Regions from separate parts of the Homo sapiens genome. Here regions 1, 2, 3 and 4 are each linked to region 5. The links are chromatin contacts, found by Hi-C or POLR2A ChIA-PET in ENCODE. All regions are on one chromosome and are shown on one strand. The core of a region is the stretch at or near the end of the contact, and the rest is flanking DNA. Distances in the headings are between cores, read along the strand shown.

What was found. A loop is a pair of places that touch in the nucleus more often than their neighbours do. ChIA-PET counts read pairs that join two places held with the same protein, here RNA polymerase II (POLR2A). Pooled maps may share reads with other maps.
Region 1: a loop to region 5 is called in a pooled map, with 2.9 times the contacts of the local background. The contact joins the enhancer-like site here to the promoter of DNAJC10 in region 5. A Hi-C loop is called at or near these places in 2 of 50 pooled maps.
Region 2: a loop to region 5 is called in a map with no recorded cell type, with 4 times the contacts of the local background. The contact joins the enhancer-like site here to the promoter of DNAJC10 in region 5. A Hi-C loop is called at or near these places in 1 of 168 maps with a recorded cell type or tissue (psoas muscle), 4 of 37 single-sample maps with no recorded cell type and 3 of 50 pooled maps.
Region 3: a loop to region 5 is called in a map of B cell, with 21 times the contacts of the local background. The contact joins the enhancer-like site here to the promoter of DNAJC10 in region 5. A Hi-C loop is called at or near these places in 2 of 168 maps with a recorded cell type or tissue (B cell and OCI-LY7), 2 of 37 single-sample maps with no recorded cell type and 7 of 50 pooled maps. POLR2A ChIA-PET finds 5 or more read pairs at or near these places in 1 of 52 experiments (B cell).
Region 4: a pooled map shows a loop between it and region 5 (5-fold over the local background). The contact joins the enhancer-like site here to the promoter of DNAJC10 in region 5. A Hi-C loop is called at or near these places in 4 of 37 single-sample maps with no recorded cell type and 2 of 50 pooled maps.

What each region holds. Positions count from the first base shown.
Region 1 is chr2:181,105,615-181,108,314 of GRCh38, reverse strand. No RefSeq gene overlaps it. Among named protein-coding and RNA genes, the nearest start is that of LINC01934, 17 kb to the left of the region's middle. RefSeq lists an enhancer at 839-1,340. Within about 2 kb of position 1,319, at least 5 of the 41 ENCODE cell types and tissues checked have a DNase peak (open chromatin) inside an H3K27ac peak, as active enhancers do.
Region 2 is chr2:183,991,840-183,994,539 of GRCh38, reverse strand. No RefSeq gene overlaps it. Among named protein-coding and RNA genes, the nearest start is that of MIR548AE1, 390 kb to the left of the region's middle. Within about 2 kb of position 1,384, at least 2 of the 41 ENCODE cell types and tissues checked have a DNase peak (open chromatin) inside an H3K27ac peak, as active enhancers do.
Region 3 is chr2:181,310,662-181,313,361 of GRCh38, reverse strand. All of the region lies in intron 3 of LINC01934 (long intergenic non-protein coding RNA 1934), which reads right to left. Among named protein-coding and RNA genes, the nearest start is that of MIR4437, 6.4 kb to the right of the region's middle. RefSeq lists an enhancer at 445-494. Within about 2 kb of position 1,326, at least 7 of the 41 ENCODE cell types and tissues checked have a DNase peak (open chromatin) inside an H3K27ac peak, as active enhancers do; they include B cell and OCI-LY7, where a contact is called at or near this core.
Region 4 is chr2:181,585,529-181,588,228 of GRCh38, reverse strand. All of the region lies in intron 2 of CERKL (CERK like autophagy regulator), which reads left to right. Among named protein-coding and RNA genes, the nearest start is that of CERKL, 70 kb to the left of the region's middle. Within about 2 kb of position 1,433, at least 2 of the 41 ENCODE cell types and tissues checked have a DNase peak (open chromatin) inside an H3K27ac peak, as active enhancers do.
Region 5 is chr2:182,714,949-182,717,648 of GRCh38, reverse strand. It overlaps DNAJC10 (DnaJ heat shock protein family (Hsp40) member C10), which reads right to left and starts at 1,392. Exons shown (of 24, transcript NM_018981.4): 1 at 1,166-1,392; 2 at 577-633. It also overlaps a transcript of PDE1A not described here. RefSeq lists a silencer at 1,000-1,159 and enhancers at 721-1,325, 1,670-1,739, 1,760-1,909.

The DNA of each region.
Region 1 (2,700 bases), core at 70-2,569, 1.6 Mb after region 5:
TAGATATGAACTTCTTTCTTTCTTTTTTTTCCCATTATATTCTCAGAAGATGAACTAACGTAGAATTCTGGCAATGACTGGTTCTTTAAAAATAGCATATCATGTAAATAAATGAAAACTATAGTGCCCCTGAAGTTTTCAGAATCATTTCACCAAACATTGATTTTGCCACCAAATTACAAGTAAGCCAGATGCAAATAATTTATCAGTAGGAGCAATAAGAGAGATTATGTTATGACTATATTTTATTTGTCAGAAAAGTAACTAAGGTGTTGACTCTGAGATAGGGAATACACACACACACACACACACACACACACACATACATATATATATAGGTTTAGAAAACTATATGGTTCAAAATATGCCTATGATGCTCCTGATTCATATTTTAATGTATTAACTATTCCATAATTACTTAGAAAATTATGCTTCGATTCTGGTTAAAGATGGATTCTGCAAGAACATAGAAGCTTCTCATGCATACAGTATTTAAAATAGAATGAAATTAGCAATCTGTATCTTGAAATTATACATAACATTTAGCTTCATTTAAAATTAGAGTGCTAGAAGAAGCAGATTTCCATGGCATTTTCATTATGCAGAGAGGTAAACAGCAAATAAATAAGCCATACATGAATATGAAATTAACAGCATGATAATTGCTTTACTCCTAGAGTGTGTACAATATTAAATCCTCAAATAAACACTTACTTAACCTCATTCTCACGTGTGCCTATTGCTATCATCAAAAGCAGTATACCTAGAACTCAAACTAAGTCAAATTCCACGATGAGGTACAAAATCCTCAGAAATCATTGCCATGCCCTGGAAATTTCAGAGTGATTTCTTAGGAGTTCTAGTGCTGGTGGTATATTTGAAAACCAGTGAACACAAGAGAAAATTTAGAAATGAATTAAAAGAGTACATTTCACATATTATTATTATCTTGTTTATTCCATCATACTTAATTTCTTTGCTAATTCTTAAAAAGCTTCATCCAGATCATCCATATAGGCATTCCAGGGAAGTGCTTCCTTCCTGCTGAGACCACCTGCAAGCTCTCTCTCACTCTAACACAGACCCCTGCTGACTTGCTTTACAATATTTATGCAGGAAACTGTTAAACCTTATTTCTGTTGAATTGTTTCTTCTCTGCATAAGGCAGAAATGCTTTTCATAGTTTTCTTATGGCTCTTAACAACAACTAAAGCCTGTCTTGTGCTCTGGGCCCAGACTTGACCTAAATTTAACCCTAAGTAATGCTTTCTTCATCTTAGTCATAGCCTGAAAGTGACTCATTTATAAAGAGGCCACTGGTACAACTGGAGTTTTCCAGTAAGCAAGGGTTAAAAGGTCAGTAATAATGTTACTGCTACCCTTATGAGTATGCAACTGGTAGAGTTCAAAGTTATTTGGATATAACCTGACAAAAACATCTCATCATTTTCCACAGGGTACTTGAGAGTAAGATTCAGAAGGGATATATGGCTTGTGTACACATGAAACTGTCTTTCCTAGTCAGAGACATCAACCACTTCATTGGAAGCCAGCGACTAAAAAGTAAAATAAAATAAATTAAATTAAATTAAAATTAAAATTAAAATAAAACAATTATGAGATCCAAAGAAAGGAAAATCTTGTTGTCCCAAATAAGCACCTTTAAAAATAATTGTTTTACTGTTCTAGTGATGAAATTAGTATGTCTTTGTTGATCCACTTAAATTTGACTCAATGGGTAAATTTAAGCCTGAGGCTTTTATGCCATTATCAGAGGCTCTGTCAGTGAGTGCTTTAGCCTAATTACATTTGATGCAGCAAATCAACAAAACCACTGCTGGTATGACCTCTGCCAAGAGGACTAGCGAGCTAGACAAATGGAGCTTAAGATGTTATTAGTTGTTCTGTTGCAAAGTTCCTGATACATCCCGACAGGAGGCTGTTGCATGACTTGGGCATGCATCCTCCAGATGGCATTCTGCATTGGCTTGTGGCAAGGCTCACAGGGATACTGGCACATTTTCTCTGTCAAAATGAAAGTTTTCCAATTACAAGGAGATAATATGAGGAGATGCAAACTTAATCTCTTAAACAAAAGGTTGCAAGCTGTGTAATAGATATTTCAGGGGAGAGATTTCACTATAGTTCAATTGATTTAAACGTTGCAGATCACAAAATGTGCTATCTTTCCTAATAAAACCAAAGAATCAGCTGCAGTTGGTGCTATTTACTGGAACAGTGCTATAATGCTTTCATCATCTAAGAGATGCTTCTTTTAACAGTGTTCTTCCATGGAGTTGGAGTCTGTGCTCATTTTTTGTTTTTTTTCCTAATGTGTAAACAGGTACAAAGAAGCCATTTTGCTTTTAGTTAAACACCAAATGCCTTAAATGAAGTCTTCAAGTTTAATGTTAAAAGATACCAAATCATAGAATTTCATTAGGAAGACTACAAGTTAAATGGTAAGAAAGCCCTATTATCATCAAAACCTGTAAGACAACTTAGCTAAAATGCCAACAGTATTTTCTAACCCAGGGAATGCTAATAAAAATGGTATGTAGAACCCTCAATCCCTATGAGAATGAGGTGATATGCATCAACACTTATCCAAAAATAACTGACTCATCCAAGTAAATCAGTAAGTACCTTGTTGTAAGGTTACTTCTTAGAAAGATAGGGATTTTCAAGTTGACATAAAAA
Region 2 (2,700 bases), core at 135-2,634, 1.3 Mb before region 5:
CTTCACTGGATATAAAACTTTCTTCATTGGGTATATGTACTGCAAATAATTCCATTTATTCTCTGGCCTGCATTTTTGCTCAGTAAATGACATTTTTCGGTAAGTATAGGTTTTTCATTTTCACATAGTTTAATTTGTAATTTTTTTCCTTCATGATTAGTAGTTTTCTGTCCCATTTAGGAAAAATTTTTAACCCAAAATAATGAAGATACTTTTCTACTTTACTCCCCAATATATTTTGTAGTTTTCGGTTTAGAGGTCTTGTACATGTTTAATTAGATTTATTCTTAGGTAATTTATATATTTTGATTTTTTGGCAAAATCAAAATACCTTATTTTCTCAAGTTCCAAATTTATTGCTGGTGTATAAACATATAACATATTGTAATACATAATGGAGCCCAGCAACTTGATACATTAACTTAACAATTTCAATAGTTTTGCTGTAGAGTCTTGAAATTTTTACATATAAAATCACATTACTTGCAGATAATGATGCTTTCATTATTTCATTATTCATTCCTTGGTTACCTGGCAGTGTGGCTGTGCAAACATTTTAGTCTCAGACCAGAGATTAGAGTATCTGCTTTGGAGTGGGGTAGGGACTTCCACAGCCAGAAAGTGCCTCAGCAGTATGGCTAAAATTGTGCCCTCCCTGTAGCAGGCCTAGGGCAGGAAGAGAACTCCTACGGCTGTGGTTTCTCCTGGGTAACAAGACTTGCACCAAGGCCCAGTTTGGTGACATGGAACTCATCTGTGTGTGACTTTGCTGAGTAGCCCATGCTGCTCCTTGGAAATCATGGTGCAGTAGAGGCTCCCCTCTGCTCTACCCCCAGAGAGAAATCCAGGAATTTGGACCATGTTCTTGCCTGGACCAGCAGCCTGAGCTACCCAACCCTTCCTGGACATAGATTGTGCAGTGGGGCTCTATGCTCCATGCCCAGGCAGATATCAAGGCATCCATAACACCTGTTACCCTGGTTCAGCAGCTTGAGCCACACTACCATTCCTGGACATAAATTGTGGTGTGGGGGGCCCTCTCTATTCCATTCCCAGGCAGATCCTATACATTTGGAGTACTACCTTGACTGAATCAGCATGCTGAGCTGTCCCACCCTTCCTGTGCAGAGATCCAGCCACAGGGGAATCCTTTCTACTACACAACCAGGCAGATTTCCAGGCATTCAGAGCACCTGCTTGTTTAGTCCAGCAGCCTGAGTTGCTTGGTGCTGGGGGATCATTTCTGCTCCACGCTCAGGCAGAAATCCAGTCATTCAGAGAACTGCTCATCTGGATCAGCAATCTGACCTGCCCCACCCTTCTGTGCAGAGTTTCTGATGCAAAGAGGCCCTCATTGCTCCATGCCCAGGCTGATCTCCAGACTTGTGAAGCACCTGTTTGCCTGATTCAGCAGCCTGAGCTGCCCCACTTTTCCCAAATGTAGATTATGGTGTAGTGAGGCCTTCTCCACTCCAAACCAAGGCATATTTCGAGACATTTGGAGCACAAGATCACCTGAATCAGCAGTCTGAGTTGCCCAGCCCCTCCTGTGCAGAAATATTGGTGCAGCAGGACCCACTCTGCTACATGCCCAGGCAGATCTCCAGACATCTGGAGCACCCACTCTACTAGATTAGAAATCTAGGCCATCCCTTACTCCTGTGCAGAGAACTTGGAGCTGAAGTAGGTGGCTTCCTACCTCCACACCTAGGTACACCTTTGGGTGCTTGGTGGCTACTCACTGGATTCTCCCCTTGTTGCTGGTGCCTCTGCCTGGCATGGGGGACCCATAGGTCAACCTGTCTGTTTTGGTCCCACCCTTCAGTCTCTTGCTCCTAGGGCACAACAGGGAGCTCAAACTACTGTATACTCCACAAATCATCCCAATGCCTGAGGCAACAGAGAGCTGCCAGTAAATAAGGATTATGTATATACCCAGCCACGTTGGCCACAGTCTGTTCTTACCAATAAGCACCATCCATGGGCTTACATGTCAAACTCCACAGCCTAATATAAAATCTGCTGAAAGAAATGCATAGCGCTATAGAAACAAAGCCAAGAGACCCTACCAGCATGCCTTACAACTCCTAGAAATAGAGAGGAAAGGAAAGAGAAAGAAGAAAATAATAATAACATTGTAGGGAAAGGAAGAAAAAGAAAAAATCCTACCCACATAAAAATAATTACAAAACTTAGAGGTGCCAGGATCTCCAGATGAGAAGAAACCAGTGCAAGAATTCTGGCCAAATGAAAGATCTGAATGCAGTGACACCAAGAAAGGATTGTACTAGCTCTTCAGCAATGCACCCTAACTGAAATGGAAACTCAGAAATGACAAATAATTCAAGCCATGGATTGCAAGGAAGCTGAATGAGATCCAAGACAAGGTTGATAATCAAACAAAGACACTCCTAAAGCAATCCAGGAAATGAAGGAAGAGATAAACATCTTAAAAAGAAATGAATCAGAATTTCTAGGCTTAAAAAACTCACTTAAGGAATTTCAAAATACAATTTAGGCTGGGTGCTGTGGCTCACTCCTGTAATCCCAGCACTTTGGGAGGCCAAGGCAGGTGGATCATCTGAGGTCAGGAGTTCGAGACCAACCTGGACAACATGATGAAACCCTGTCTCTACTAAAAATACTAAAAATTAGCCAGGCGTAGTGGTGCATTCCTGTAATCTCAGCTACTCAGGAGTC
Region 3 (2,700 bases), core at 77-2,576, 1.4 Mb after region 5:
AGGCCACCCAGAGTAAAAGAACGAAAGAGAGAGAGAGAAAGAGAAAGAAAGAAAGAAAGAAAGAAAGAAAGAAAGAAAGAAAGAAAGAAAGAAAGAGAGAGAGAGAGAGAGAGAGAGAGAAAGAAAGAAAGAAAGAAAGAAAGAAAGAAAGAAAGAAAGAAAGAAAGAAAGAAAGAAAGAAAACCCTGAAAGTTGTTTGTGTTCATTGAAATTTAAGATACGCCAAAGTGCCTCATTGAAAGAGAGAAAACTGTAGAAGACTGAGCAAAAAGCTGGTCTTCCTACTATATAATGTTGAGACTTTTTTTTTTTTTAATGTAAAGTGATTGTAATCACTTGCTCGAATAAAGAAATCTCATCACTCTGGCAACACACTTAACAAACTAAAGAAAAACAAATAATGGAAATCACAGCGTGAGAAAGCTGTACTTGAAATATGCACTTGAGTGTTAGCATCTCTGAACTTTCAGCAGAGTCCTGATTTCGAAGATGGTGACCCAGAGCATGGAGCAGGTGTGAGCCTGGTGACTTTTGCCATGTTCTTTTTTTAGAGTCTGCTGCTGGTATCACTTTTGTCTTTGCCTCTTTAGTCGATTTCCTCATTTGATTGGGTGATTTCTAGAACCTTCTCCAGCTCTCACATTGTTTAACCCTGTACGACAACCTCTTTGGGGTAGCTATAGTGTGACAGGAAACACTAGTAGAGGGGAATTCACCTCTGCTGACCATTGACCCACATTTCCATCCCCGCAAACCACACTTACCCAATACAATTCTCTTTTGCGGATAAACGAGCTAATGATCAGAGAAGTTGAGTAGCTTTCCTTACTCGGCTGAGGGACTGGGAAAGCTGAAAGTCCAGTCAGTCATTTATGGCCCCATAGAACATTTGCTCTCTCTATACCAGCATTAACATTTTATTTGACTTTGCCCAAAATTGTCTATGAAGATCTGATTTAAACAATCTTTAGATTACCAGAAATTCTTATAAAATTCTGATTTCCTCCTTTTGTTGCTGTTGAGCCCTCCATCTGATGTTCTGCTTTCCTGAGACGTGTTTACTTAAACCATTGAGAGTGTATGTTTCCTCAAAGACATATTTCTCCAGAGAAAGGCTGAAAATACTATTTTAAGAAAGCTATCATTTTCTTGAGGCAGGTGGATAAATATATTTATGTCTGCTTTTGTTTTTTACTCCCTATTATCTAAAAACAATACTCCGAGGTTTATGTAAATTAGAGTGAACTTTTGCAGAGGGAAAAGCCTTTGCAAGAAATACCGATTACAAGCTGCAGTTCTCCTCCCTGATCACGCCCCACCCTTAGCAGCTGCTTCTGCTTCTTCTAAGCATCTACATCCAGCACTGGGGCATTTAATCTTCTGGTTTGGAGCTGAACATCAGGGTGCAACCAGCCCTCCTACTATACATATGTAATAGAATTAATACGGATTGGAAATAAAAAGACTAGTCATCCCTCAGGCACTGTACTAGACATTGATGTGAACTAAACAGACTTGGACCTCTCCTGGAGGAGCTTAGAGTATAGGGCAGGATCATCCAGTAGCGTCCCCACACACCTTGTATGACTATTTAAACATAAATTAATTCAAATTAAATAGAATTTAAAACTAAGTTTCTCAGTCACACATTGGCCTAATTCAAAGGCTCAATAGTCACATATGGACAGTGGCTTCCCTAATGGACAGCCCGGATTTTAGAACATTTCCATCAATACAGAAAGTTGTAATGAACAATGCTGGTAAAATCTATCACTAGAAGCATGGAATAAAATCAAGGTTCACCTGCCAGGACAGTAACACCAAGTCAGTGCAGGAGAGAAATCCCCAAAAATGGGTTTTCAGGTTTGGCAGAGAACTTGGAAATAGATGTAAATGTACAGATATGCACATACATACCCAAGTTCAATATGTACCTGGATCTATTTCTAGAATTTCCATTCAGTTCCACTCATCAGTCTTTTTATCATGAGCTGGTGACACACTGTTTAAAAGATTTATAGTATAAAAAGATTTAAGTATAAAAGATTTATACTAGGTTTTAACATTTGTTATAACTAGTTCCCACTTACAGCTTTTCTTTTTAGTGTTTTTTTTTTTTTTTTTTTTTTTTTGAAACAGGGCCTCACTCTGTCACCCAGCCTGCTGGAGTGCTCACTGCCTGGCTCACTGCAACCTTGACCTCCCAGGCTCAAGTGATTCTCCTGCCTCAGCCTCCTGAGTAACTGGGACCACACTTGGTTATTATTATTTTTTTTAATGTTTTGTAGAGACAGGGCCTCACTAATGTTGCCTAGGCTGGTCATAAACTCCTGGGCTCAAGCAGTCCTCTCACCAAGGCCTCGCAAAGTGCTGGGATTATAGGCATAAGCCACCATGCCAGGCCCTATTCTTGTGTATGTATTTTTCTGCATAAACTTTAAAATAAACTTGTCTAGCTTCATAAAAACGCATGTTGATATTTTTATTGTACTTTTCATTTTTTCACATATTTTTGTTTGAAATATTTTTCCATATTTTAACCTGATTTTTTTTTCAGAGTATCTTTGGTTATAACATAGATTGCTATTTTTCTTTATAAAATGCAATTTTGGTAATAAATAATAAATTAATACATCCATGTTATGAATTAGTTTTCTTTTTTCATTTTATAAAATTTTAATTGAACTAAAACAAATATAA
Region 4 (2,700 bases), core at 184-2,683, 1.1 Mb after region 5:
CAGGATTTCAGTTAGATAGGAGGAAGAAGTTCAAGAGGTCTATTGTATACCATGGTGAGTATAGTTAATTATAAAGTATACTTGAAAATTGTTAAGAGTAGATTTTCTGTTCATACCACAAAATGATAAGTATGTGAGATAATGCATATGTAAATTGGCTCAATTTAGCCATTTCACAATGTATATATATTTCAAAACAACATGATGTACATGATAAATATACAGTTTATTTTTAATTAAAAATTTTAAACTCTCTAATTGGTCTTCAACATATAGTACACAAGTCTTTTCACGACTCTTTATAATGGAACATATGTTCTTGGAATGCTAAAAATTATTTTTTTTGGAGGCCCTGCAAATAACTAAAAATTTATCTTAAAAGCCACACCTAATTACTTACATATGATCCAGAAAGGATACTTTGAAAAAGCTTTTTAATTGATAAAATCATTAAGGTAAAACATATTCATAAAAGTGTTCTCTAATAATTTTATAATTTTCTAGTTCATGAAGGATTAAATATACAACTATCATTTGAATTGGATTTTTTATGAGGTTAATTGTATTTAAATGCTAATTATTTTAACTAATTTTGTGGTTGACTTCTATGTAGAGTAGGGAAAAAGAATTTCCTAAAGCCAGTTACGTATATCTCTTTTTAGTCTGGATTTTTAATTAGGAAAAGTGATATAGTTAAATAGGTCTACTCTATAGCATCTTCTAAAATGAGTAAAAATTCATTATATCAGGATAAAAAATGATAAAGATATATGGATGACACATTTGGCTGAATTTTTCTTCTTCGCTGTTCTCTTGCTCTCTATTTAAATAGTCTTAGCTCTTTTATCATTTAAATTCTGAAGTATTGAGGTGATTATTCCGGCAGCAGGTGATTCTGCTAATTACTGTTCAGTCAGTTTTAGCTATTAGAAACAGAGATATGTTTACATTGCTGGGCTGCATGTAAATTTAGAAGTTACATGGCTTTGTTTTTACTTTGACTTACGGCATTAAAATTATTTTCATCTGTGTATGTAAAGATCTGCATCTATAAGCTTTTGTGGATAATAAGGTGAAATTGATGCATTTTAATATAAATTGCCAATATAAAATATCTCTAACTCAGACCTCTACTGGAAAGTTGTCAAATCTTATGTAGGAAAGGCTTTTACCATCACTGTTACACATTAACTGGGCATAGTTTAATATTAATAGCTCCTGAGACTTGTGGTTAACTGAGGTTTCTATTTCCTGTGTTTGGGTTTTATCTTTGCAACAACTTGGTTGCTTTTCTGTGTAAAATAGTGGTGAATATACACAAGAGTATGACAAGGTTCTGGGCTCTTAACTTTGATGAACACCATGCCATTTCCATCATGCTGCACTCAAAACAGCACAGATGTGAGTCTGGGAGTGGCGTCCCTGCCGCTCTCATGAGCCTTTGTTTGGAGAACACCCTGATTAACCCCCACCCTTCACGGTTCATTGACTCACTGATAGATCAAGTTTAAACTAGTATATATTAGCACATTTGTTACCAACAGAGGAACAGTTGGCCATTCTGTTTTACATTGCTGGTTCATTGCAAACTGGCGTGCTAAAAAGGTCTGTACTCTAGAGTATGAATTGGGAAGTTACCAAAGGACTGAGAACCAAGTCAGTTGCATATTAATGTTGAATTATACCTATATTTTAATCTTGGATTGTCTACTTGGGGGATGCTTACACTGTTGTCAAGTTATGAATAAGTGATAATTACCACTTTGAAATTCATCTTTTTTTTTCAAGGAGTTTAGGGGATTTAGGTGTCTCAATATAGCTTTCATATTAAACAGTTTGTCATAATTGGATGAGAGCAGAGCAAGGTCATGACTACCTGATGCCTTGTGTTGGAGCATTTTAAAAATGTTTTCCAGAGAGTTATTTGTACCTAATGACTTTACATAAGTCCTTACATTATACTTTATTTCTAGGTCACCTAAAAATGTTAATTGTTTAGTCAAGAGGGTTAGGATGTGTGTCTGTTTTCTCATGAAAAAAATTAAGCTGTTCCCTTTTTATCAATTTTCTTGCAATCTAAAGGCTTTTTTTTCTTACCTTCCTAACCTAGTGACTAAGGTCATCTTATTGTTACAGTTCCTTTCATGGGAGATAGGTTTACTGCATCATTTGGCAGTTTCATAGGGTGAATTTTGTCTTGGCTTCATCTTTCCTTACTGGTTGTCATCCCCTGGGCCACCTGCTTTTTTGCATTTTCCTTTCTCTTGTGAGATGATGAAGCTCTGTGCCCCGATGGGGATGAGAGACAGCACTCTGAGTTCAAGTCTAGGATAAGGCAATGGGCTTGCTTTTCAAAACAAACTAGTGTCATACGGGCTGCTGCTTTCAGGTCCACTGTCTGATTTTATCACTGATGACTTGTTTCTGGAAGGCAAACTGATTTAAGTTCTGAGCAAAAGGGTCGGTGTTTATTTTCAATGCTACTATTAATTTAGAGTTTTAATTTAGAAAAGATTTTTTACCAGTTCTCAAATATGATTTTTCTATTGACTTTAAGTTTGTAGATATAAGGAGTAGACATGAGATAGAGACTGAATTGCTTTTTTGTTTTTAAAACTTGGCAGTAATAAGGGGTTGCTTGTTTTTTCATGCTAAATATTTTTTCTAAGGGATCTAGATACCTATCAGAAAACTTAACTT
Region 5 (2,700 bases), core at 143-2,642:
GAGCTACAGGTGCTTCCTCTTTCTACCCAGTTATAGCGTTGCCTGTAATACCTCTTCCTTTTAGCTACTTCTTTACCTCCTAAAGCTGTCTAATTTTCATTTTCAGCAGAATTCACTTGTAGGAAATGTCCTTGGGAGGGACTAGAAGGAAACATAGGGTTTTTTACTTCTCATATAACCCTACCAGAAATGACAGTGAAATATATTGTTATAATAGACAATCTACACAGCAGTCGATCTTCTTCCCGGAGTTTCCTCAGAAGGTGCTTATACTGAATTTAAGTAGAGGCCATTTTTTAAAAATAGTAGAAAAACAATTGTAAGTTACCAGTGTAATTTTATTGCAAAGTTCATGTTTGGTGTAAGTAGAAACAAAACACAAAAAGAGAAGGGAATCGGTTATTTAGACATACTCTCTGCAGGGCAAAAACAATCATTACTTCATCATATCACATTTCAACCACTATATTTTAGTTCCAAAGAGATCGTAATGCTTTGAAAAATCTAACGCTCCTCGCACCTCATTTCTGTTTTTCATTTAATCCTAAATGTATATTTAAAAATTTTTCTCTTTACCTGTGAATGGTCTTCAGCTCATTTCTAATACTTCCTTTTCATTCCACAAAAATATACCTTTGAAAAATATAATGATGTAGAGATTAACAAGTATCCAAACAAGAAAACAACCATCAGAAAAAGAGAGGGCATAGTCTCAATCAACACTTTGGGATAAGATGTTTCTCGCCCAGGGGTTGTTCTCAGCGTGGGTGTGGCCGAACTGCCCGTGGCCCGAGCTACCGGGCAGGTGGAAGCGCCAGGTAAATGCAAGGCGCAAGCTTTCGCATTGCCATCACTGCAGAGTGGGAGAGGGGAGAGGGGTAAAGATGAAGACACGGGGGAACAGGGCTGTTAAGTGTTGCTGGTGTCTGAAGTCTCAGGTCGGACTTAGGGAGAAAGTGTAAGTAACTGAGAGGGAATCGCTGGGCAGAGGAAGGGTGGTGTGAATAACAGGGAGGAGGAAGGTGGGGAGCGAGAACACAATATCCAGGTCTTAAGAGCGCACAGGAAGGGAGGTTCAGGCGCTCAGCCATTCCGCCCCTCCCTGACCGGAGGGCCCAGGCCACCACCGGCTCCAGCAAAGCCCTAGCCCCGGGCCCATGCCCACCTTGCCATCGCGGGGTCGCTTCCTGTAGCTACTCCCCCATCCTCAAACCCTGGCGGCGGACCCCGCCTGGCCGAGCCCAAGCACCGCGTGCAGGAGAGAAGCACACGCACTCTCCGACGGCCCAGCCGCGGCGCACGGGATTGGTGAGGTGCAGCCACACCGGCGACTACCAGCGCGCGGCCGGTACCGGTAGGTTCCTCACGCGCCGGTCTCCACGGCGAGCCGGGGCGGGGCCTGGCGCGGAGCATTGTGGGAAAGGCGTGGAGGACGCTGCCTGGGGAGACCCGCTGCGGGCCCAGCGGGCGCTGCGGCGGTGGGGTGGAGAGGGCGGTGTAGGTTTAGGTTGACGTGGCGGTGTGCGCGGGATCCGGCTCCGGCTCCGGCTCCAACCCGGAGCTGAGGGAACTGCCCTGGCCAAGCAGCCCGCGCCCCCTCACCAATGCGGCCGGCGCCTGCCGCGGGCGGGGAGGGTGGATGGCGAAGCCCGCCTCTTCCTGCTTCCGTTGCCAGGGTGACGGGGAAACCCAGAGGGTGGGTTTTGGGGTTGAGTTCCCTGAGAGTCTTTTAAAGGGAAGACGGAGCTTTGGAGGATTTGTCTGGGTGATGGGTGGGTGAGACCGAAAGGCGAAATTTGGCGGAGAAAGGAGAAGTTGCCTGAAGCGACACTGATTGCAGTATCAGGCTAGCGGACTGAAGAGGCAGTAGGAAACTTGAAGGAAATTAAAACATTTACAATTTTGTGTAAGCGTGTGTATCAACAAGCATTTGAGACTTCTACAATATTTTCTGGATTCTGAGTCATACAAGCTAGAAACTGGGGAGTTATCGTTGTTCTCTCTTACCTTGATCTCCTACTGCTATGGTACAGGAACTGCATTTTGTCCCACAGCAATATAACAATTGAAGTGGTTATATTTACTACATTTTCTATATTTAAAAGAGAAAACCGAGCCTAGAGGATACCTGCTTATAACATCAACCCTAACATGAAATAAGTTGTGATTGGTAACAGTTTCGGGGAGTAAATCAAGTGTCAGCTTCTAAAAACTTGGAAAACTACACAGGATCTATGGCTAAGCTAATACTTGGTAGGAAAGAAGAGGAAGTAGAATGAACAAAGGCAAACATTAGAAGCAGCCTGATGTAATAGTAGTTAATATGTCTCAGGAACTGGTCTAAGCACACATGTAGTAACTCATTTAGTCCTCCAAATAATCTTACAAGATAGTGGCTCCTATATCTATTTCCCATTTGAGGAAACTGAGGCAAATATTTGAGAGCTAGGATTCACATCTAAGCAACCTGGCTTCAGAGACTATGATGTTAAGCATTATGACACAGTGTGTAACCATTTTGTTACACACTGTAACAAAATCTTAAAGTAAATTGAAAAACAAACAGAAAACTGGAAGATGAAGCAGGGACCAGATCACAGACAGGTTTTTATACCAAGATGAAGACATAGATTTCTATCTCTTAGGTGATGAGGAAGCTTTTAAAAAAGAGACTGAGATTGTATTTTAGATCATCCTGGC